Regions from separate parts of the Homo sapiens genome. Here regions 2 and 3 are each linked to region 1. A link is a loop called in an ENCODE intact Hi-C map of the cell type or tissue named here. Cell type or tissue: dorsolateral prefrontal cortex. All regions are shown on one strand.

What was found. A loop is a pair of places that touch in the nucleus more often than their neighbours do. Peaks named below come from ENCODE experiments on the same cell type or tissue, not always from the same donor. Only the 100,000 strongest peaks of a DNase experiment are listed, where the experiment ranks them.
Region 2: it touches region 1 in a loop (6-fold over the local background); 28 of 110 quality-filtered maps call a loop at or near these places.
Region 3: a loop joins it to region 1, with 9 times the contacts of the local background. A loop is called at or near these places in 13 of 110 quality-filtered maps.

Annotation. Positions count from the first base shown.
Region 1 is chr4:175,557,225-175,565,224 of GRCh38, forward strand. No RefSeq gene overlaps it. Among named protein-coding and RNA genes, the nearest start is that of GPM6A-DT, 230 kb to the right of the region's middle. In dorsolateral prefrontal cortex, CTCF peaks have their summits at 3,577 (motif pointing right) and 3,779; a DNase peak (open chromatin) is centred at 5,527; H3K27ac peaks cover 5,933 bases.
Region 2 is chr4:175,887,522-175,895,521 of GRCh38, forward strand. It overlaps a transcript of GPM6A not described here. Among named protein-coding and RNA genes, the nearest start is that of GPM6A, 79 kb to the left of the region's middle. In dorsolateral prefrontal cortex, a CTCF peak has its summit at 4,582; no DNase peak of the experiment used is centred here; H3K4me3 peaks cover 1,142 bases; H3K27ac peaks cover 2,654 bases.
Region 3 is chr4:176,337,863-176,345,862 of GRCh38, forward strand. No RefSeq gene overlaps it. Among named protein-coding and RNA genes, the nearest start is that of SPCS3-AS1, 21 kb to the left of the region's middle. In dorsolateral prefrontal cortex, a CTCF peak has its summit at 3,290 (motif pointing left); no DNase peak of the experiment used is centred here; H3K4me3 peaks cover 1,001 bases.

The DNA.
Region 1 (8,000 bases):
TTTTACATAATGTTCTCAATGTTAATCCACATTATTGCAAATGGCAGGATCTCCTCAATTTTTAAGGCCGAATAATATTGCATCCTATATCCTATATATGACAATTTCCTTATCGATTCATTCATCAATAAATACTTAGAAGTTCCCATATCTTGGCTATTGTGAATAATGCTGCAATGAACATGGGGGAACAGATATCTCTGTGAGATGCAATTTTATTTCCATTGGATATACACTCAGAAGGATTCCTGGGTCACATGGTAGTTCTGTTTTTAATTTTTTTGAAGAGCCTCCGTATTATTTCCCATAATGGCTGCACCAATTTACATTCCTATTAACAATGTCCAAGGGTTCCCTTTTCTTGCCAATAGTTGTTTTCTCTTGTCTTTTTGATAACAGCCGTCCTAACAGTAGCGAGGTGGTATCTCAATGTGGTTTTGACTGGAATTTCCCTGATGATTAGTGATGTTAAGTACCTTTCATACACCTGTTGGCTATTTTTGTCTCTTCTTTGAAGAAATACTTATTCAAGTCCTTTGCCTGCTTATTTATTTATTTATCTACTTTTTATTTTTTGAGACAGAGTCTTTCTTGCCTAAGCTGGAGTGCAGTGGCGCGATCTCACTGCAACCTCCGCCTCCCAGGTTCAAGCGATTCTCCTGCCTCAGCCTCCTGAGTAGCTGGGATTACAGGAGCACACCAACACTCCCAGCTCATTTTTTGTATTTTAGTAGAGATGGAGTTTCACCCCTTGTTGGCCAGGCTGGTCTCAAACTCCTGACCTCAAGTGATCCACCCACCTCGGCCTCCCAAAGTGTTGGGATTACAGGCGTGAGCCACCGCACCCGGCCCTTTGTCCACTTTTTAATTGGTTTGTTTGATTTTTGCTCTTGCATAGTGTGAGCCTCTTATATTTTCGATATTAAGTGCTTATTATATATGTGGTTCACTAATATTTTCTTCCAGTCTATAGGCTGTCTTTTCACTCTGTTGTTTTCTTTGCTGTGCTGGATCATTTGTTTAATGTAGCTCCAGCTCCACTGTTTTATTTTTGCCTTTGTTACCTGAGCCATTGGTGAGATAGCCAAAAAATGTCCAAGGGCAATGTCAAGGAGCTTTTTCCCTGTTTTCTCCTTGGAGTTTTACAGTTTCAGGCCTTACTCTTAGGTCTTTGATCCGTTTTGATTTGAGTTTTATGTATGAGGTAAGATAAACATCTAATTTCATTTTTTTTACTTATGAGTATTCAGATTTTCCAGCACCTTTTATTGAAGATACTATCCTTTCCCCACTGTATTCTCTTGCTGCCCTTGATAGAAATTAGTTGATCATGGGCCGGGCGCGGTGGTTCACGCCTGTAATCCCAGCACTTTGGGAGGCCGAGGCGGGCGGATCACGAGGTCAGGAGATCTAGACCATTCTGGCTAACACGGTGAAATCCCGTCTCTACTAAAAATACAAAAAATGAGCCGGGCGCCATGGCGGGCGCCTGTAGTCCCAGCTACTCGGGAGGCTGAGGCAGGAGAATGGCTTGAACCCGGGAGGCGGAGCTTGCAGTGAACCGAGATTGTGCAGCTGCACTCCAGCCTGGGCGAAAGAGCGAGACTCCATCTCAAAAAAAAAAAAAAAAAAAAAAATAGGAAATTAGTTGATCATGAATGCTTGAGTTTATTTTTAGGCTCTCTATTCTGTTACAGTGGTCTATGTGTACGTTTTTATGCCAGTACCACACTTTGTTTTTGTAATATTATTTGAAATCCGGTAGTAGAATGCCTCCAACTTAATTTTTCTTTCTCAAGATTGCTGTGGTTGTTTGGAGTCTTTTGTAATCTAAAAAGCAGCTTAAGAGTAGTAAACAGATTTTGAAAATGATACAAAGGTAATCAGGCCTACTGAATCTTCAGATGGAATCAAGTTGAAACAGTCTCCTATAACACTTTGATAATTTGCAGAAAAATTTTGCCTTTAGAGGATTCTAGCAAACCTATTCTCAGTTCACTCAAATTATCAAGATCTTCTGAAGTTATTCAAGAATAACTTTCTATTTTGGCCATATTCCAAAGTCAACTTGAGGTGTAGGAGCAGAGTGTATTTGCGAAGGAGTAGGAGCAAGACAGAGTCGAAGTGGGAGGGAGAAGCACATACGACTCGGAGGAATTCTGGACTTCATTCCTTTAGGTGTTCTCTAATATACCCTTAGCCCATTTCCAATTTTCAAGCAAGCCTCTAAACTAATCCTTACAGCTTGTTACAGGTTCAACGAGGACGCAAACTCTTCACTACCCAAGAGAGCTATAATCTATCTATTTACGCATTTTTTCTCTCATTTTCTGGGTTTCTGACAGCTTAACTTGACTGAACTCACGAATAAGGGCACCAAGCTGATTACCTTGCATTTCCTGCCACAGAACAATTGCCTGAGAAGTTTTGTGGAAAAATGAATGCAAATTCCACAAGGAAGGAAGTTCATACTCAGAAAGCTCTTTTTAAACTCATTAAATCCATGGCTTTTGGAAAGGGATCAAGGAGAGAAGCTATAACTGAAAAAAATCAAGAAAGCATTCAATGTAATCTGCTTTCCATAATGAGGGTTTTTTTTAACTATGTATATTCATCAATGAAATAAAATTAGATAAGCCTTGAAGAAGTGTACTAGCAATAACTATTGTACTAAAATTATAAGGTGTAGAAAATGAAGAAAGTAAGAGACAGAATGATAGAAAGAGAAAGAGGGAGGGAGGGAAAGAAGGAAGAGGAAAATAAAGTTAAAATGAATTCGACAGAATAGCTACATATATATTTAAATACAAACTATGTAATGTTAATAGAACATGCCAAATACACAAAGCAAAACAGGAATGAGAAGTCTTACGGGGCCATAATTTTGCATGAATAACATCAACTTTTGTGGTAAAGCAGGGCAAAGACAGGAAATACAGGGAGAAGCACTTTAAAATTTCAGAAGAATTTAATGCATAAGAGGTTTCTTTCGGATTACAAAAGGTCCAAAGTCCAAGAGGTGGCAAGGCCATTTATAAAGACTTTATCCTGCACAATAAATAAAAAAAGGAAAGGAAAGGTAAAAGGAAGTAAAGAAATAAGGAAAGGAAGAAAATAAAGGAGAAACAAAGGAGAGAAAGGAAACAAAGAAATAAAGAGTGAGAAAGAAGAAAGGAAGAAAGAAAGAAAGAAACAAAGAGTAAGAAAGAAGAAAGAATAAAAAAGAGAGGAAGGAAGGAAGGGGGAGGGAGGGAGGGAAAAGAAAAGAAAGAAGAAAGAAAGAAAGAACAAAAAGAAAGAAAGAAAGAAAGAAAAGAGAAAGAAAGAGAGAGAGAGACAGAAACATAAGAGAGGACTTTCTTCAGCTATGTGCAAAATGTGGAGTGTAGCTGATCACAACATGTCCAGTTAGCCACAGTTTTTTCATTCTAAGTGTCAACTGTTTTATGTATAAAGAACCATAATAGAACATATAAATAAAATATATCCATCTGTGCATATCTGCAGTACATGGAAAGTATGTCCTGTTGTTAAAAGTCCTTCATAATTATGGATTTTGAGAGCCACTAGATGTCAGCATCTGATAATTCTATGAGAAACACACATGCTGGCTTTTTATTTCTGCGACAGACTTTCTGTTCAGCCATTTTCTTCATCTAAATGAAAGTGAACCAGAAATTCTATACCTTTTAAAATACTCATATTACTTGTAAGAAGATAAACAATTAATTTGATGTTACTATTTTTACAATTATGAGTTTTATGATATGTTAAGCAGATATGAATAAAAATATCAGCTTCTGTGTGTTTGTGTATATGTATATATACACACATATATACATATACATGCATATATGCATGTACATGTATACCCACATATGTAATGTGCATTGCCACTATACAAGAAGAAACTGCTTAAAATATTTTTTACCTCCTTAAGCCCTCAACAAGTGTTTCCTTTCTTCCTTCAAGAGAGCATTTCATCTGCCACATCACAGGAAATAATGAAGATATCTGAAGTTCTCCTTCTTGTTTTTATTCTATTGCAGATCTCATCCTTTCTACCTTTAGTGTGGATATTTTTGGATACTATATCTCCACACCTCTGCAGATCTGTTTCCTTGAGGGATAAAATGGTATCTTGTCCATCATATGTGCTGGGTAAAATCAGTGACTTTGTGAATGAATTAACACATGAGTTACTTAACTCATTGTAGGGAAATAATTTTTAAAGCAAGTTATATCTCTTAAGCCAGCCCATGAGTTTTGAAGAAGTCATTCTGGAGAATGCATATCATTAAATTTCCTGAGACTACAGATATTCAGTATCTTCAAATAATAACTGGGAAATTGCTGTTTGCCTTTCTCCTAATATCACTTTTTCTCAACACCTAATTTTGTAGAGGAGGGCAGCCAGAGAAAGAGAGAGGGAGAGTCTGTCTTCATTCCAACTGTGATGGCAGATACAATCAAGTGACATCTACCAAAGCCCTTTGCTGCAGTTGACAATGGAATATTTTGCAAAGGCTATGTATGTGTAAGGGGCACAGATGGTGGACCTGGGGAATATTAACACAAAGGTCCTAAAGACTGGTTATGCAATGGTTTTCTGTTGTGAACTCGCCACAGTTTGCCTGCATTTATCCTTCAAGTCTTAGCTGTGAGATCCTTCTTTCAATCCCAATTCTAGAACAAGGTCTCTCCTTTTCTCTGGGAAATTGTAGCTACAGACTGAGACTGTAAAATCCATTCACTTAACAAAAATCTATTCATCCCAACTCTCTGTGAGGCACTGTATTAGGTTCTGTGGGGGGATACAAAGATATATTCAAAACAGTCCCTATTCCAAGAGTTTAAAATGAATCATCTAAAAAAATTACAATCCTTTATAGTCTTAATATTCCATAAGTGATTGGTACTTCAAACCCATATAGCACAATTAGTCAGAGGACGTTGAATCATCTTACCAAAAAATTCTCATTGGTGCATTTAACACAAAAAAAATTCAAATCTTAGCAGTTGACTTTTTTTAGATGAAGTAATTGAAATACTTAGAAGAAATTGTTTGCTTCAGGCTATGGAGTGAGCTGAGATTATATAACCATCTTCACTAGTATGCTGCTGGTATTCAGTTCTAATGCCTGTAAAATCTTGATTGAAAACAATTTATTAAGCAATAGGTACAACAGCAAACATGAATTCATGAGTATGTCTTCATTCAGTAGCACTGTTAATACAACAATGTTGCACGATGGCTCCTGGACACCAAATATTTAGTGGAAGAGACTTTATTTCAGCTATCTCAGAAGAATATGTCAGATGAATTTCTCTTTTTACTTCAAATCTATTAAATTGAAGGTTTTTCCCATTTTTACCTATTTCCTCTCGATCTATTCACTCTTTAGTAAATACGCTAAAAGGATGATGAGGCAAGAGATCAGGTGTGTCCATGTGCACCTGGAAACATTTTCTCTCTCTTGCTGGTGAAGGGAGTGCTGGCAGAAGCAGACCTGTCACTCAGGCAGAGGGAACAGATGGAGTGAGAAAATTTCTACATACAGGCAGCCCTGAGGAGCTGTGTGGAGAACATACGCAACAGGCATTTCATTTTCAATCTGCCTTCGCACTGTATTTATGATTTTGTGAAAATGTCTGGTTTCTTAACTGAATGCTGCATTGAATTGCCTCACAAACTTTTATGTTAATCAAACAATAGCTCTTCAGGTAGCCTAAAAAACAAATCACAGACTTCCCGGGGTTGTGCAAGAAAGGCTGAAAGCAGAATTTTGTAGTTTAAATTTTATGTTTTATGTATGTATATTTTTGAACATGGTATTGAGAAGATGTCAGATATGGGTGATTACTGGTAATATAATGAAAAGTGTATTATATATGCGTGTATATATATATACCTATTATTTAATAAAATCTATATGAAATGCTGTTAAAAAATCAGCAAAATTAAACTGTAGAAAAATGATAGCTATAAATTTAAGGACAAGTAACTAACCAATCAGTTACTGAGCTGGAATAATAAATTACACTGAACAGGGACTGACTTGAAGACAGTAAAGCCCGTGACATTATTCATTTTACCTGTGTCCTGTAAAAACTCTCAGACAATGGAAAGAAATGGTATTTACAGAAGAAAATAAATTACTTGTCATTGTAGGGAAAAAAAGCTTTGACATGTATAGATAATAAGGTTTCTTAGAGTTGCTTATCCTTTTACAATAATAATATTCCAATATACCAGTTTTAACTATCTCACTGACCTTCAATTTCATAGCTCCTAGAGGACCCACAAAGATCTAGGGACTGAAAATTCAGGGGAATAAGCCAACGAATTTACCAAACATAATGAGTGATTACTGTGTTTGTATCTAAATGAGCTTTCCCAGAGAGTAAAATAAATAGATAAGTCAAAAAATTATTTCCAAAGCCACTAGATTTCATCTTTATAATTTACACTTAATGATCAATGTCTTCTGTCTGAAAGGAATTGTAGGAAATGGGATATAGAAGGGAAAGGAAGAAATGACATCTGTCTTATTTGGTGCTATTTTCTTCCTCTTCCCTTTTTGCCAGGTAATTGTCTAAGCTGTGGCTGTGACAGTAAAGGAAGAATGAAGGAATCGTTCTGCAGTGGGTTAAATAGTGACCCCTGCAATGGACTGAATTGTGTCACCACAAAATTCATAGGTTGAAGCCCTAACCTTAATCACATACAAGGGACTGTATTGGAGATGTGGCCTTTAAGAATGTGATTAAGGTTAAGTGAAATCATAAGGATGCAGCCCTTATAGATCCTATGGAATTAATGTCCTTATAAGAAGAGGAAGAGACACCAGGGCACCCTCCCTGCCACAAAAGAATACAGCAAGAAGACAGTCATTTGCATAGGCAGGAAGAGAACCCTTACCATGACACAGACATGCTGGCATCCTGATCTCAACTTCCAGCCCCTACAACTATGAGAAAATAAATATGTACAGTTTGTTAGCCACCCATTCTGTGCTATTTTGTTATGGCAGCAGAAGACTAATACATTCCCCAAAATATATGTCCACCCAGAAGCTGTGAATGTGATCTCATTTGGAAATATGTTCTTGGCAGATGTAACAGTTAAGGATTTCAAGAGGATATTATCCTGGATAACAGTGGGCCGTAATCAAATGGCAAATGTCCTTATAAAAGAAGAGAAGGCAAGAAGACACACAGAGGGGAAGGTAATATGAAGATGGAGACAGAGGTTGGGGTGATACATCTATAAGCCAGGAAACACTAAGAAATGCTGGCACCAAAAGCTAGAAGAAGGCATTAAATGAACTCTCCTTCAGAATCTCCAAAATAAACCAACCCTGTTGGTACCTTGCCTTGAAACTTCTTGCTTCTGGAACTATGAAAGCATAATTTTCTATTGTTTTAAGCTACCAAATTTGGACAACTTGTTACATCAATATTAAAAAGCTAATACAAGTGCTCATTTACAACCAATCCATCAGCTAGGCATTACTGAACACATTTCCTAACAAAAAGTTTGTTTGTATACAATACCAAGAGGCAATGAAGAAAGGTTCCAAGTGTGTTTTGTTTTGTTTTTGTTTTATACTCAATTACCATCTTCAGATATCTGGCTCCAACAAATACTGATCTACCTCTGTCACCACAGTTGGCTTTTCCTTGAAGGTCATATAAATGAAAACATACAGTATGTCATCTTTTCTGACTAGTTTCTTTCATTTATATAATGCTTTTGAGAGTCATCCATGTTTTTGCACATTTTAGAAGTTTGTTCTTTATATTGCTATGTAGTGTTCCATTAAATGAGGTATCCAAGTTGATTTCTGTGTTCACTGATGAACGGGCATTTTGGTTGTGTGAAACTTTGGGCCATAATGCATAAGTCACTATGAACATTCAGGTTTGTTGATTTGTGTATAAATATGTTTTCATTTTTTCTTGGTTATATACCCAGGAGTGGAATTGGTGGGTCATAT
Region 2 (8,000 bases), 330 kb after region 1:
TGATCACAAGAAGCAATAAAGATGAAAAGAGTAATTAATAGAATTTAAAAAATCAAGAATACGAGAAAGAACATTTTCAAACCTAGTGTTCTAGATGCTAATACGTTTGACAAACCACTGCAAGTGTTATCAAGAACAAAGGAGGAAAGGTAAAGTATTAGACACAATAAAAATATAACCATGATAAAAATTTTGAAAAAAAATAAAAAACACTAAAAATAATTTCTTAAGTTTGTTGAAAATGTTGATGAAATTCATATTTTAAGTGTTTCAAAATGAAATAGCAAGCCTGAACTGCATAATAATAATTTCAATAATCAATAGTTAAAAATTTGCCCACTGATCAATAGCCAGGCCCAGATATTATTAAATAAGGGCCCCATTAAAGCTTTAAGGAGAGATAATTTCTATTTTGTACAAGTTGTTGCAGAATAGAAGGAGCACATTTTGCAACTTAATGCTATATTACTACATAAATCTTAATACCAAAGACAGGTAAGGACATCATCAAAAAGAAAAATTTGAGGTTGATTTTATTTACAAACTAAAATTTTAAAATCTAATTTAAAATGGAAAAGTAATACATAATAACCAATCACAATTCAAGGATGGTTTAACATCTGAGTACAAAGATAGCTTAAAATTAGAAAATCTTATTTTAATACATCATACAGATTTAAGACAAAAATTTATTGAACAAGGTATTTGTGCAATAAAATAAATTGATAAATTCAGTACGCTTTTATGAAGAATAAAGGCTTTAAGCATACCAGAAATCGATTAAAATTGTCCTAATCTCTTAATGATTATTTATTTTATAAGAAACAGCATACTACAGAGTAAATCATAAGAAGCATTTCCTTTTAATTCAGGAATAAGCTAGAGTGTTTGCTTCTGTAAATCAAAACAGAAATTAAATATACAAGAACTAGAAAAGAACAAAGCTGTCATCACTCACAAAGACAGTTAATCTATTATAGCAAATCCGAAAGAACACACATTATACATTAGCAAATGTGAGACTTCTGCAAGGTTGCTGAATATAAGATCAATATATGAAAATAAAGATAATATGTAACATATTTAATAACTGTGCTTTGATCTAAGTCTAAAACAATCTGTAAGACTTTACTGAGAAAATTTTTAAATCATTGAAGAACAGAAATGTCTTAAATAAAAGAAGATAACAGACCATGTTCACTAATAAAAAATTTCAATGCTTAAAGGTAGATATTTTCCCTATAATTGTATAAACTAAATGCAACACTTACTGAATTCCCAAAAGGATTCCAAGGATTCCAAGGATAATATAGTCAACATAAAGTAATACGGTAACATAAAGATCTACAAAAAGCTAAGTCAGCTTTGACCAAGAAACAGAAGGAAAAAGTACAATTGAATATTATGATACTGCCATAGTGCTAGGCAAATTGAAGAATGTAATTAAATATAGAGCCTAGAAATAGATCCCTGTAGTTATAAGAACTACACTTAGGAATTAGGTAACATTATAAATCAGATGGGAAAAAAGTGTTGGACAACTGACAAACTATATGGTTAAAATGGAAAAATAAATTCCTATTCAAATTATGCACACATACACAAACACATACACAAAATTAGATGAACTAAAGATCTGATGTGAAAAATAAAACTTTATAACTTTTAGAACAAAAAGAGAATAATTTTGTCATTAGAATAGAATAGTATTTTTAAGCGACAAATAATACAAACAATTTTTTTAAGACTGATAAATTTGATCACATGCAAGTTTAAAAATTCTGGGTTAGAAAATGCCATAAAACTAGACTGAGCAATATGGTGAGACCCTGCCACTACAAAAAAATTTTAAAATTAGCCAGGCATGATGGTGTGTGCCAGTAGTCCCACATACTCTGGAGGCTACGGCAGGAGGATGACTTGAGTTCAGTAGGTCACAACTGCAGTGTTTACACCACTGCACTCCAGCCTGAGTGACAGAGCAAAACCCTGTCTCCAAAAAAAAAAAAAGAGGCCAGGCGCAGTGGCTCGCGCCTGTAATCCCAGCACTTTGGGAGGCCGAGGCGGGTGGATCACAACGTCAGGAGATTGAGGCCATTGGCTAACCCGGTGAAACCCCGTCTCTACTAAAAATACAAAAACTTAGCTGGGCGTGGTGGCGGACGCCTGTAGTCCCAGCTACTCGGGAGGCTGAGGCAGGAGAATGGCGTGAACCCGGGAGGCGGAGCTTGCAGTGAGCCGAGATCGCGCCACTGCACTCCAGCCTGGGTGACAGAGCGAGACTCCGTCTCAAACAAAACAAAACAAAACAAAAAAGAAAGAAAGAAAGAAAAACGAGCAAAGAAAAGAAAAGAAGAGGCCATGAAAAAAGGAAAAGATAAGTCACTGACTATACAATTAATAGGAACCCAAAACATGTGAAAACACACTACAAATCAACAAGCAAAACACCTACATTCAATGGAAAAATAACCAAATAATATAAACAAGCCATGCACGAAATTGGAAATACCAAATGGCCAAAAGTTATATAACAAAATAGGCAGGCTCACTAATAATTAGATAAAAGCACATGAAAATAACAATGAGACTCTACTGCATACCCAGAAGACTGAGAAAATTTGATAACAAGTACTGTTGAAAGATACAGGAAAACAAACTCTGCAACAATGCAGGACAAAGTAAAAACTTATACAATCAATTTTTGGAGACCAACTTGACAATATTTAGTAAAGTTGAAATGTCCATCCTATAGAATCTGGTAATTTCATTTTAGAATAAACACCCTAAAGAACTCCATATGTATGTACGAAAAATATATTCATAGTTATAGTTCTTGACAGCACTACCTATAATAGCAAAACAGCATAATGAAATTGAATGTCCACGTATATTTAGGAGGCTTTTTGTATAATGGAAAACCATACACACAGTCAAAAAGAAGCAAACTGAATATGTTTAGAGCAATTTTATTTTATTTTATTTTATTTTATTTTATTTTATTTTATGTTATGCTATGTTTTTATTTTATTTTATTTTATTATTTTATTTTATTATTTTATTGAGACAGAGTCTTGCTCTGTTGCCCAGGCTGGAGTGCAGTGGTGCAATCATGGCCCACCGCAGCCTCTAACTGCTGGGCTTAAGTGATCCTCCCAAGTAGCTAGGACTACAATTGCATGCAATCAAACCCAGCTAATCTTTATTTTTATATTGTAGAGATGGGGTCTTGCTGTGTTGCCCAGACTGGTCTCAAACCCCTGACCTCAAGTGATCCTTCCACTTTGGTCTCCCAAAGTGCTGGGATTACAGGCATGAGCCATCACACCCCTCTAAGAATGAACATTTTAAGAATCAAATTATTAGAGATCACGCATGCAGTATGATAACATTTATATACATTTAAACACAAAAAATGATACATAGCCCAAATGATATAGAGTATATGCAACTAGATGTAGATATATAAATATATGCAAAAAGCAGCCCTTGACATGTGTGAGCAAAGCTAACACTAACAACTAGGGTCTGGCCTGGAACTCACCTTTATGAGACTGATGACATAGGCTTAATATTCTTCTACTTAACATAAGTAATTTTACATCAACATCAGACAAAGCCACCTTGTGATCATTATAGGCCAAAATAAAAACAAGTCTGAATTCATATTAAACGAAGGCAAACCAGGAATATTATCCAAACCACAAGTATGACCAAATCTCCTCTATTTATGCTTTCTTCTCTCTACTGAATGTCATTTCCTCTTCCCAGCTAATAGGAGTGATTGTTGCTTCTCTACCGGTTACAGCTTTAGTTTTATCCTATTCTTCCCTTCTTTTAGGTAAGATTTGATAAGACATTCAATAATAGAATTACTTCTGCTTCCTAACAGTAAACATTTTGGAGCAAAGTCCCACTTCCTTGAGTCCTCCCAGACTTACCTAATGCAAGTCCAAATCTGTAATAAATCCTTTCTAACACCCTCTTACTGAGGTGCTCCACGCTTTCTTATGATGTGCATTCTCCATCATCGAAATGTACCGAACTTATTCAAATACAGATTTCCTGATGATCTTTGTTAGGAGGCATTAACCAGAATAAGTAATTAAAACAGAAACATACAGAAAAAAGTCATTCTAATTTCAGGACAGTAGTTATTCCTTGAGAAGCTGTAAGAGAGAAAAGAAGGTGGTGAGAATTTGAACTGCCTCTTAAAAACTGCATTGCTCTTTTAAGACATGTAAAGTATTGAACCAAATTTATACTTGGAATAGCAGAATCAGAGACTAGTCTGAAGCTTCAACTCATAATTTCAAAGCTCATTTAGATAATTATAGTACTAAATAAAGAATAAAATGAAAAGGCAAGGCTATGATTCATAATATTGCAAGCTGTGATGCTGCAGGATTGCCAGGAACAGAGATCAACAAGCAGTACAGCAAACTTCAATGTGGCTTTTGCCCGTTGTTATCTTGCATGTTGTATGTGTGTTGACACAGACTCAATAAAAATCAGAGGGCTTGTTTGGGAAGCAGTCTAGTACTTTAAAACTACTATCAAGCATGTAACTTTGCCACCTTTTGGTAACTAAAGCGAACTACAATTTACATTCTCAAGAACAAAATTAACCAAATGGCATCTTGCTCATATGAATCCTACCTAATTGAGAGATAATATCACAGTCATTTATTATTTACATAATTAAAATCCTTAAATAGGGACTCAAGATACCCTCTTATTTCATTCGAACTTACTTCATTAACCTTAAAAAATACATCTAGAAAAACAATCTGCTACTTATTGTTCCCTATCCCTTCCCTACTTTTTCTCACTTCTTGGTCATTATTTGTGCTTTCTTCTCTCTCAAATGTCCAATACTGTCTATCCTTCAACTTGTAATTCATGTGTCAACTATTTCATGAATTCGTAAGCAGCCCCAACTGGAGTAATGGTCACTACTGTGAAATCCTGTTGCACTCTATTTTTACTTCTTATACTTATTGTTCATTCTTTCATTCCTTTATTCAATAAATATTTTCATCCACTTTGTAAGAGAGAGTGAAGGACTAAATTTTCCACTACGGCTCTTTCATTTGCTTGATCCCTACAGCTGTCTCTTCCTCCCATCCCCTCTGGCACATGACCTTCACCCAATTGCCCCTTCTCACCCTGTTGACATAATCCAAATTCCTCAAACAATGGCAGTGAATATACAAGAATCATCTTTGAGCAACTATTCCCAAAACTAGGTGAACTTCAACTACTTCCTCTTGCTAAACTCAATAAAAGCTCCGTCTTCCAGATTTTTACCTATATTGTTCTGACTGATTTTCTTCCAGGGTTTCAATGTCAAGACTCAGATCAGGACTGTGTTTTTGGGTGCTTGGCATTTCATCATGCCAGACACTCTGTTGATGTCTCCTCTCTTTGGAGTCCCAGTGACTAGACAGTTGGGCTGGTCCTGCTCCTGACCACTGTTCTGCTCCCTTTGCTTGAAAGCACTATCTAAGCTTTTATTCTTCCATCTTAATTGTCCTTGGTGTAAGCTTTTTCATTTGCACTGTTTCGCTACTTAATGGGTCTCCCCCATGGATAAGACAGGCATTGGAGACAGTGATGGTAAACCTACGAGCCTGATGCTCAGGTTCTCTTATTTTGAATCAATGTACTTGTGGGCTGCTATCCAGCTTCTTAAACTGTGGCAGGCTTTTATTAAGAACAACTTTGAACTTTATTGATAATACTAGAAAAACTTGGAATATGAAGAAAATAATCCTTTGTGATATGCCGTAGGAAAGGAGAAGTTTCAAAATTTCAACTATTCAATGATCAGCGTTTTTTATTTTTTGAAGTAGCCTCTACAACTTAAGAAATTTCTAAAACTGATTCCCTTAAGAACTCCTTAGAAAAGGTAATAAAAGCATGGAGTACCTAAAATCCTAAGTTAAACACTTCTCCCTTTCTCCTGACCTTACTCTGATCAGCCTCCCTCCTGGCCTCCCTTAAGCTGACTGCCTTTTTCCTCTTGTTCTATTCTTCCTCCTGATCCTCCAGCACCTTCATGGGGTCCTCCTTTCTTTCCTCGGCCAGTTTTTCTTAAACTACCCCCTGAATAGATAATATTCCTTCTTAATGTCTTATAAGACAGGTGGGGATGATAACTAACCTCATTCGTTTTATATCTTCAAATCTTTGTTCAGATCAGATTTGCATAATCTAGTTACGTTTCCTAACCTTCCTAAGTAAAAACAGAAGTTCACTGAAGAATATAAGTTTATTCTAGGAATGTGTAGTCTAAGATAACCTGATATCTATCAACTCATCTCTTTGTAGGACATGAAGGTGCTAAAACTCGGTAAGAAAAAGCGATATAAATTAATTAACAAAATGATATAAAATATAATGATCAACATTTGAGAGAGCTGCACACCTCACATTCTATCTCTGAGATCATTCCTGTTGAAATGGATTGGTCAAAAATCCAATCCTTAAAAAAGACAGAGATTAAAAATAAATTAATCTCTTATTTCAGAGACCCCTTAACTCCTACTTCTGAGAATACTGTTGTCTCAGTGTGGCTGATAATTTCACAAGTGCTTTATCCACCTTCTTTGTTGATCTTAAAACTGAGATGGCAGATATAATTGGAAAACAGAAGATAAGATAGCAGACCGTCCTCATGTTAGAATTACATTTTTTTTTAGTTCTTTGAAGATACTTTTGCTCAGAAAAAAAAGGAAAAGTGATAGACCAAATTAAGTGTTCTCAGCAACTACTAAGTCCAAGTGGGAAATCATCTATATCTAATCTATAGGAAGATACTTCTGTATATAGCGAAAAAGCGAGGAAGGGGTGCTAAAGAACAATTGCTCTGCCTTAGCTCGAAAGACAGAGTCACAAAATATAAAAGACTAACTCTGTCTGATAGAGTGACTCCCCTCTGAGGAAATAGCTGCTCCATTCTGCCCACAATTGCTTTTCATGAAAAGAAAGAGATTTTTATGCATGCAAAAAGAGTGTGTTCCATGGTTAATAATGTCTTCCAGTTAATAATGAGACTACATTTTCTACCCTTCTACCTTTCATCATTCCTAATCCAGAGTAACCTGCACAAACAACAAGAATACAAGGATTTTAATGTTAGTAGTATATATTTTTAATAGTAAAACCACAGAAACCCCTCAAAAATCTGTCAAAAGGGGAGTGGCTAAATCATTTTGGCTAATTAATTTCAAACACACTCTAGTATCATTTAGGAGGAAAACTCATACACAAAATATTATACAAAGAATACATGACCCCATTTTCTTATATAAGGGTCTTCGAAGTTCAAAAAGAGATTAAGTATCACATCATGCATCTACTAAGTGGCAGGTCCAAGTTTTAAACCCATTCTCTGTTTCTAAAAGTCAAAACACTATTACTGTAACACACTGCTTCCCAAATCAGTATACAGCATTGATAAGACATGTTACAACTGGTGTCTTACCATCCCTTTTTTTACTGTGTTACTTTGTGTTTCAGGGGACCCAGAATGCGATAGAGTGAGAAACCATGAATCAGTGAACTTTAAAGCAAACTCAAATACTTAAAGGCAAAACAAAATCTTCTTTGATCTTTAGAATGAAATCATCTTGTGATTCAGTATGCCAGTGAATGACTTGAGATGCCACCAGTGTAGCCAACTTGCTTTTAAATATGTGATCCATTTTGCTCTGTTTGGTAAGCTTCTATAAGGGCTGGAATAAACTAAATGACTCCATTTGGTTGCTATAAAGAATACGTGATTCAAAATCCTATTTATATTTTTCTCAGAATAAATTTAGGTTAATTTCAATTAAAGTAATACTGATATAAACAATGCATCCTATCTTTTCAAAAAAAATGGTGAATAAGTTAACTTTTCTTATTGCCAATTGGAAAAAACTAAGAACTTGGAAGGTAACTAACATTTCAAAAGTGTTACATGTTCTTTGCAGAAAATTTTGAAAACACAGATG
Region 3 (8,000 bases), 780 kb after region 1:
TATTTTTTTTTTTTACAGATAATTGTAGAGCAAATTGAATAATTCTTTTACCTTGTTCAGAACAATGAGTCTTTCTTCAGTATCTTTGGTGTAGGAGACAGATGTTCTCTGAACAACAGACTTAGTATTTTTCTGGTAAGAATAGAAAAAAATCAATTTCTTAGCTCAATCATATAGATTAATTTCTTAATGATCTTGAAGCGTATAGGAAAATATACCCTCATTTTAACCATGTGGCCTAAAAAGGGCCAGAGAAAACAAATAATAAAGCTTTGAATGGAAGTTGGCGTGAAAGACAAAATGCACCAGGCAATAAAGATAATTTTGCTTTAGATATTATAATAGGGAGAATTTTCATTTCTGCAGCAGAATGTGTCAAAGAAATGAAGGAGGCTTGGGGTTTTATAGAGGCAGGTAAACAAGGGAGTCAAGGGGAAGGATGGGGGGGGTCAGTTCTTGGATATGCCAAGGGAGGTGGTTCCTTGAAGTTAACTGTTTCTCACAACATAAAAGGTTTTTTTTTAAAACCATTGCTTTTTCCTGGGAGCACAGGGCTCTGGAAATTTTCAACAATGTCACTGCCTTTAGGAAAGCTAAGAAAAATACGGAATCCTCTACTGTGACAGCAAGGATATGGGTCAGTATCCAGGCAGTGACAATGGTCAAAGCAAATGTGTAACAAACCTAATCAGGAGCCTAATCCCCTAAAGAGATGAGGAACCCAAAATCCAAAATGATTTATAACTTTAACTTAAAGACGGATAGTTCACTGGCCACCGACCAGCTCTTTGCACTTGATTGTAAATCAAGAAATTCAATTAAATATTTGCTCAGCATCTTTTTTTTTTCTAGCAAGTTCTTTATTTTAATTTTAACTTGAAATCAGTGCATTATATTAATAACTCCATTGGTCGTTTGTCTACTTAACAATCTTTGATGATCTTTCCCATAGTGAAATGATCCTATAAAACCATTGACAGGTTCTAAGATTTTTCCTTTGTCTACCCATCCCTACTAACTAGAAATACATTTCTGGGAAGTAGTCTAACAATAATTTCAGTTTTGAAAAGGGTCATGGATGGTAAGGAGACTATATTGTTTAAAGGCCTTTATTGATCCTTTTATAGATTTACTGGAAGTTGAAAACTAGCACAAAGAGGTCCCCTGTACTCCTTCACCTAGTTCTCCCTCATGGTGACATCTTACTAACTATAGTTCAGTATCAAAACATAGAAATTGATGTTGGTACAGTTAATAGACTATTCAGATTTCATCCATTTTACATTGTTCATTTGTGTGTGTTAGTATCTTTAATGCGCCAGACATTGCTTATACTCTGGAATGGAATGTGGTGATACAGACAGTTCTTCAAAACACTTTACACTTTCTTGGGAGGTGTTTGGTTTTGTTTTGTTTTGTAATGTGGCCTCAATTCTCAAACCTGCCTTTAAGATTTCTCCACTTGTCTTAGAGAGTCAAGAATTAAAGTATTCCAACTGCAGTGAATATTAATTAAAGAATAAATATATTAAAGTGGGTTGGAGGCAGGGGAATAACATGTCACTTGTCACATTGAGCCAGCTAGTTAGAATTCTCCTGACGGATGCAAAGGCCTAGGAAGCTTAAGTTCCTAGATAGCTGAGAATCTTTGCCATGAGTGAAAACAATAAGGAACATCACTACCTGGTTGGAATTGCCAAATTTGGCCAGGCGGATCAGTCCTTTCAAATCTAAGTCTCTGTGTTGGTCATTTTCCTTCCAGCAAGGAAGATCCATTATTTAACAGGTATACAATCTCCAGGAAAACCTATGAAAGGTCTGTCAGTATCTTCTGTGCTTTTATAACACATTCATAACACACACACAAAATTACAGTTAAAGTTTCACAAAATACATACACTTATGGGGATATGCTTATTTATTCTTTCATTCATTTTTTTAAAAATTGGTGGTTATTACCTGGTAAATCAATTTCAGGACCGTTGTTTAAAAGAAAAGTCAGTTCAAACAGTAGTAAGAATTGTTAGGTTGGTGCAAAAGTAATTGCTGTTTTTGCCATTAAAAGTAATGATAATAACAGCCTAAAAGTTTTCATAATAAGAGCTACAATTTACTGGCTACCTATTATGTGGTAGGTGATTTTCCAAGAAAATGACCAGTCATAACATTCTTGGGATTCATTCATTCAACACATAGTTATTGTGCTCCTATTTGCTAGGCATTGTTCTAGTTGACAGAGCAGTGACCAAAGCAGGAAAAAAAAAAATTCGCTAATGGAATTTACAGTCTAGCAGGGAGAATGTTTAACAGACACATGAGAAAATCATATTTCATGTCATAGGATGTAAGTACTATGAAGATAAATAATTAGGGAAGGGAGATAAGGAGTACTGGGATGCTAGTTTAAGTAAGATGGTCATGGCAGACTTCTTTCACAAGGTGATATCTGAAGGAGATGAAAGAGAAAGCCGCAGGGATACTGGGTGGAAGAGAAATCCTGGCTGAAGGTGTAGCAAGAGCCAGACCTTGAGGCAAGACACATATTGGAGAATTCAAAGGATAGGACAGTGGAGTTATGATTCAAATGCAAAACAATAGACTCAGGACATTGAGCTCAGGGTCAGACTTAGAGGGTCCTGAACACAGGTCTAGCTGACTCCAAAGTCAGTGCACTTTTACAAATAACCACATGTGCTACTGACTGCTCATCTACTATGTGTCATTTTCCAAACTCTTGCTCTAAATATTTGATGGCCATCTAACGTTTTCTGGTTAACTAAAAGAGTCAAATTACCCCTGCTAGAAATCACATTTCAAAGGAAATTGTCAACAAAAGAAATACACTCAGGACTACAAGCTTTCCAAACATTAATAAGAGGCAAATATGTCTAGTGCATTACTGTTTCAATTAATTAAATGATTAGTGAGATAGCACTGGAGAATCATTTTCACTATAAACGAAATATTTTTTAATCTAGTGTAAGCAGTAAAGTCACTAGAGAGGAAAGTAATTTTTCCAGTTTCCTGATTTAAAAATTTCTTTCTTTACGATAAAACGTGATAGCACCAGAGAGCCTTTGGCATGGCATTATGCACTGTGTAGACCTGATACCCTGAAGCTTTGTATTTCATGTTACCTTTATGAGGCGGAAAGTCTTCACACTGGCCAGATATGTGCTTGTGAAAAGGTTGGGTAAAAACAGTGCAATCATTACAGTGGTTTTTTCCCGAATGGGTTTTTTTTGTTGTTTTTTTTTTTTGCTCATAACTGGTCCTTTGGTGCCCTCTGGTGATACAGCTCATGAAAACAAGTACTAGATCGCTAATTCTCTCTCTCACACTATAGTATTGCCATCTAATGTACACAGTTTACAACACCAAAATGCAGAAAGAAAAATTACCCACAAGAATAATTGTACACTTATCAGTTTATTTAGTCTTGCCTCACATAAAAATTGCTAAAAGCTTTGAGTTGAGAGTGGTAATGTAAGAGAAAGCAATCTCTAACTTTGTGGGGTTTTTTTTTTGTTTGTTTGTTTTTTTAGTTTTTAGAACATGAGACACCTTCTCACTCTGTCACCCAGGCTGCAGTGTAGTGATGTAATCTGCACTCACTCTGGCCTGGACCTCCCAGGCTCCAGCAATCCTCCCACCTCAGCTCCTTGAGTAGCTGGGAACACAGGAAGGCGCCACCCCGCCCTGCTAATTTTTGTATTTGTAGAGATGAGATTTCACTATGTTGCCTGGGCTGGTGTTGAACTCCTGAGCTCAAGTGATCCACCCACCTCAGCCTCCCGAAGTGCTGGGATTTACAGATGTGATCCACTGCACCCAGCAGCAATGTCTAACTTCATAAACTGAGACTATGCTAATCAGTGACAAAGAACAAAATTTTTAAATTTCTAATAGACTAACAAATAAATCAGTCTTACCACTTCTCTGTGCAGATTGCCAGTAAATCTCCTTTCATTGAAACAAGGCAAATAAATTAAACATGGTGAATAACCCACTGACAGAAAGCATGGTATTTTTCTGGGCAATCTGAACTACAAATTGGCTGACAACAGGAAACAGTATGGCCCTACACTACATGATTTTCTATCATTAAAACTATGGAAATATTTTCCTTGTCCTCATGTCCTCATAGATATGTCTCTTTTAAATAGCATAGAGCTGGATTTTTAAAATCCAATCTGGTAAGCTATTTAAATTTAAATTGGTGGTTATAGTGATTAATAATGTAGTTGGGCTTGTTTTGCCCCTCTTATTCATGTATAATGTATTTTTATACTTGTTTTGTTCATATTGTTTTATTTTGAATTAATTGAATCTTTGTCTTTATTTTATTATTTTGTATTCATTGATTTAAAAAATTTTATGTTAACCTTGAAATACTGTCATGCAGATTTAATAAATTCTTAAGCTAATGATTCTTACTAGTTAAAAATGTAAAGTATTAAGAATGTGAGCTCCACGAGAGCTGGGATTTTTGTCTTTGTCCATTGCTGTATTCCCAGAGTCACAGGATCCTTGGGGTGTTGTCGCTTTTCCAGCCAGAAACCTCTGTGGCTGCTGGTGCCTTTGCCCAAGTTTTGCTCAGGCCTGCTGGGCTCATTCTGCCCACTTAGCCTGGCAGGCTGTGCTCGACTCGCGTTACTGGCCTGGATCCCTCACCTGCCAAGGGCAACCCCAGTGCAGAGTATTGAGTGGTGTGTGAGCAAGCGAGTGTGGGGTTCAGTCACTGCACACACTGAGGTACGCCTGCTGTGGTGGGGTGGACAGCTCCAGGTGTTGGCAAGGGTGCTGGCTCCCTGCTAGACTGTGGCTGGACCAGGCATACCACAAGCATCTTCCATGGCTGGCACGGGGGAACATGGTGGTGTCCACAAGCTTGGAGATGCCAGGAACTGCAGACCCCCAATGAGGGCCTCACAGCCCTGGCTTGGGAGCTCCTAGATCTGGGCTCCTCGAAAGGCTGCAGGTCTTCTCTTTTTCTCTCTTCTTTCCTCCTTGTTGCCTGCAATGTGGTGAGCAAGGGGCATGTTTCAGCCCTGCTTGTGTTACAGCTCTTTCAGCCCTGCCATATTTGGCAGTTCCTGAGTTCTTGTCCCATGTCCAGAAAGAATGAGGTATGTGGACAAGTGGAGAGTGAGCAAGGCAAAGAGATGCTTAATTGAGGGACAGAGCAGCTCAGAGGAGACCACAGAGGTAGCTCCTCTCTGCAGCCAGGTCAACCTGTTGTCTGCAGCCCTCAGTGGAGAGGAGGCCCAGAGTTGGTAGCTCCTATCCACAGGCAAGTTGTCCCATCCTCTACCCAAGCCTGGCTGAGTCTGGGGGTTTTATGGGCTTTAGAGGGGAGATACTGCATGCTGACTGGTCCGTGGGCAGCCGTGGGCAGGCCCAGAAAAAGCACCATAAGTTTTCTATCCAGTCTGCAGAACTGATAACCTGACCCCCAGGCTTCACTCTGTCCCTGGCTTGAAGGTGGGGCTTCGCTGGGTGACCTGCTCCTTTGTGCCCAGGAGTGTGTCTACCTCCTGCCACCATCAACCTGCCATGCACAGTGCCCAGGCTGTTTGTGCCAAGGGGTGCCTGTAGGCCCTGCACTGAGCTGCTCTCAGCCCCCACCTCAGCCTCCCTCCTGTGCTTGTCAGTGCCCAAAGTCGGATGGGGGCTGAGGTGGCAGGGGCCTGGCATGTCAGCACTGCCTCAAGCACACACACACACCCAGCTAGGTTGTGACAGCACCCAGGCTCATCCTCAACTTTACTACAGAATAGGAGTGGGTGCCAGAAGCAGGGAGAGGCCAGGCATTGGGAGCAGGCAATTCCAAGCCTGAGGGGGCAGGAGGGTTTCCTGGGCTCTGGAGAGCACAGGTGTTGGGAACAGGCCCCCAAAATCCGGCCATAAACTGGCCACTAAACTGACCATAAACAAAATCTCTGCAGCACTGTGGCATGTTCATGATGGCCATGACACCCATGCTGAAGGTCATGGGTTTACTGGAATGAGGGCAAGGAACACCTGGCCTGCCCTGGGTGGAAAACCACTTAAAGGCATTCCTAAGCCACAGACTAGCATGAGCAATCTGTGCCTTAAGGACATGTTCCTGCTACAGATAACTAGCAAGGCCCATCCCTTTATTTCGGCCCATACCTTTGTTTCCCATAAGGAATACTTTTAATTAATATATAAACTATAGTAACAATGTTTATCACTGGCTTGCTGTCAATAAATGTGTGGGTAAATCTCTGTTTGAGACTCTCAGCTCTGAAGGCTGTGAGATCCCTGATTTCCCACTCCACATGCTATATTTCTGTGTGTGTGTCTTTAATTCCTCTAGCGCCGCTGGATTAGGTCTCCACGCCTGAGCTGGTCTCGGCAAGTGGCGCCCAATATGGGAGGTTTGAAACCAGGTCAAAGGGTCCCCGGAGTGATGGTTGGAGAATGTGGAACTATGCTGGAGGACACCTGAGTACTCTTAAGCAATCCCTATGGTGAGTAAGAAGGGGAGCTCGGAAGCATCAGTGTAACAATGGGACAAGTGTGGGCTCTGGTTCGTTCCACCTTGGAACCTTTTCACACTGATGATGAGGAGAAAGGAGAGTATAATGAAGTAACAGAAGAAGTAACAGAGCAAGTTTGTTTGCCTGCTAAAGCTAAAGTGGCAAAGGAGGGAGAGGTTTATCCCTATCCTTCTGCACCCCCTCCTTATTTTGAAGAAAAAGAGTGGCCTGACCCTCCAGATCTTTCTTTTCTGGAGGATGCTGGGCAAAAAGTGATTGCCCCAGTGACTGTTCAAGCAGCGCCTCAAGCGATCGCTCTCAGTTCTATTCAGGCAGGAATTCAGCAAGCTAGAAGAGAGGGTGATTTAGAGGCTTGGCAGTTCCCTATTAGAATACACCCCCCAGATCAACAGGGAAATATTATAGCTACATTTGAGCCTTTTCCTTTTAAATTACTCAAAGAATCTAAACAAGCTATTAATCAATATGGACAAGGTTCTCCTTTTGTAATGGAACTGTTAAAGAATGTTGCTGTTTCCAGTCAGATGATTCCTACTGACTGGGATGCTCTTGCTCAAGCTTGTCTAACTCTTACTCAGTTCTTACAATTTAAAACCTTGTGGGCAGATGAAGTTTCCATTCAGGCTGCTTGTAATGCCTAGGCCCAACCTCAGATTAATATAACTGCAGACCAACTTTTAGGGGTCGGCGGCTGGGCTGGTTTAGATGCACAAGTGGTCATGCAGGATGATGCCATAGAGCAGCTTAGAGGAGTGTGCATTAGAGCTTGGGAAAAAAATCACTTCAGGAGGAGAACAATACCCTCCCTTTAGTTCTGTCAAACAGGGACCAAAAGAACCATATGCAGATTTTATAGCGCAGTTACAGGAGTCTCTTAAAAAGGTGATTGCAGATTCAGCTGCTCAGGATATAGTGTTGTGGTTATTAGCTTTCGACAATGCTAATCCCAATTGCCAGGCTGCTCTGTGACCTATTAGAGGGAAAGCACATTTAGTTGATTTTATCAATGCCTGTGATGGTATCGGAGGTAATCTGCATAAGGCTACTCTGCTAGCCCAGGCAATGGCAGGACTGAGAGTGGATAAAGGAAATACTCCGTTTCCTGGAGCTTGTTTTAACTATGGGAAGCATGATCATACCAAAAAAGAATGTAGAAAAAAATCAGCGAGTCAGGCTGCCAAATAGGGAGAAAAGAAAACTGCTGAGCCTGAAATATGTCCAAAATGTAAAAGAGGAAAACACTGGACTAATCAGTGTCACTCTAAATTTGATAAAGATGGGAACCCGATTTCAGGAAACACCATGAGGGGTCCCTCCTGGGCCCCGTTCTAAACCGGGGCATTCCGGCTCAGACCATTCCCTCACCACTGTACAATGTCTGTCCCCTGCCACAGCCGGTAGTGCTGCAGTAGATTTATGCTGCACAAAAGCTGTGAGCCTTCTGCTCGGGGAACCCCTGCAAAAGGTTACAAC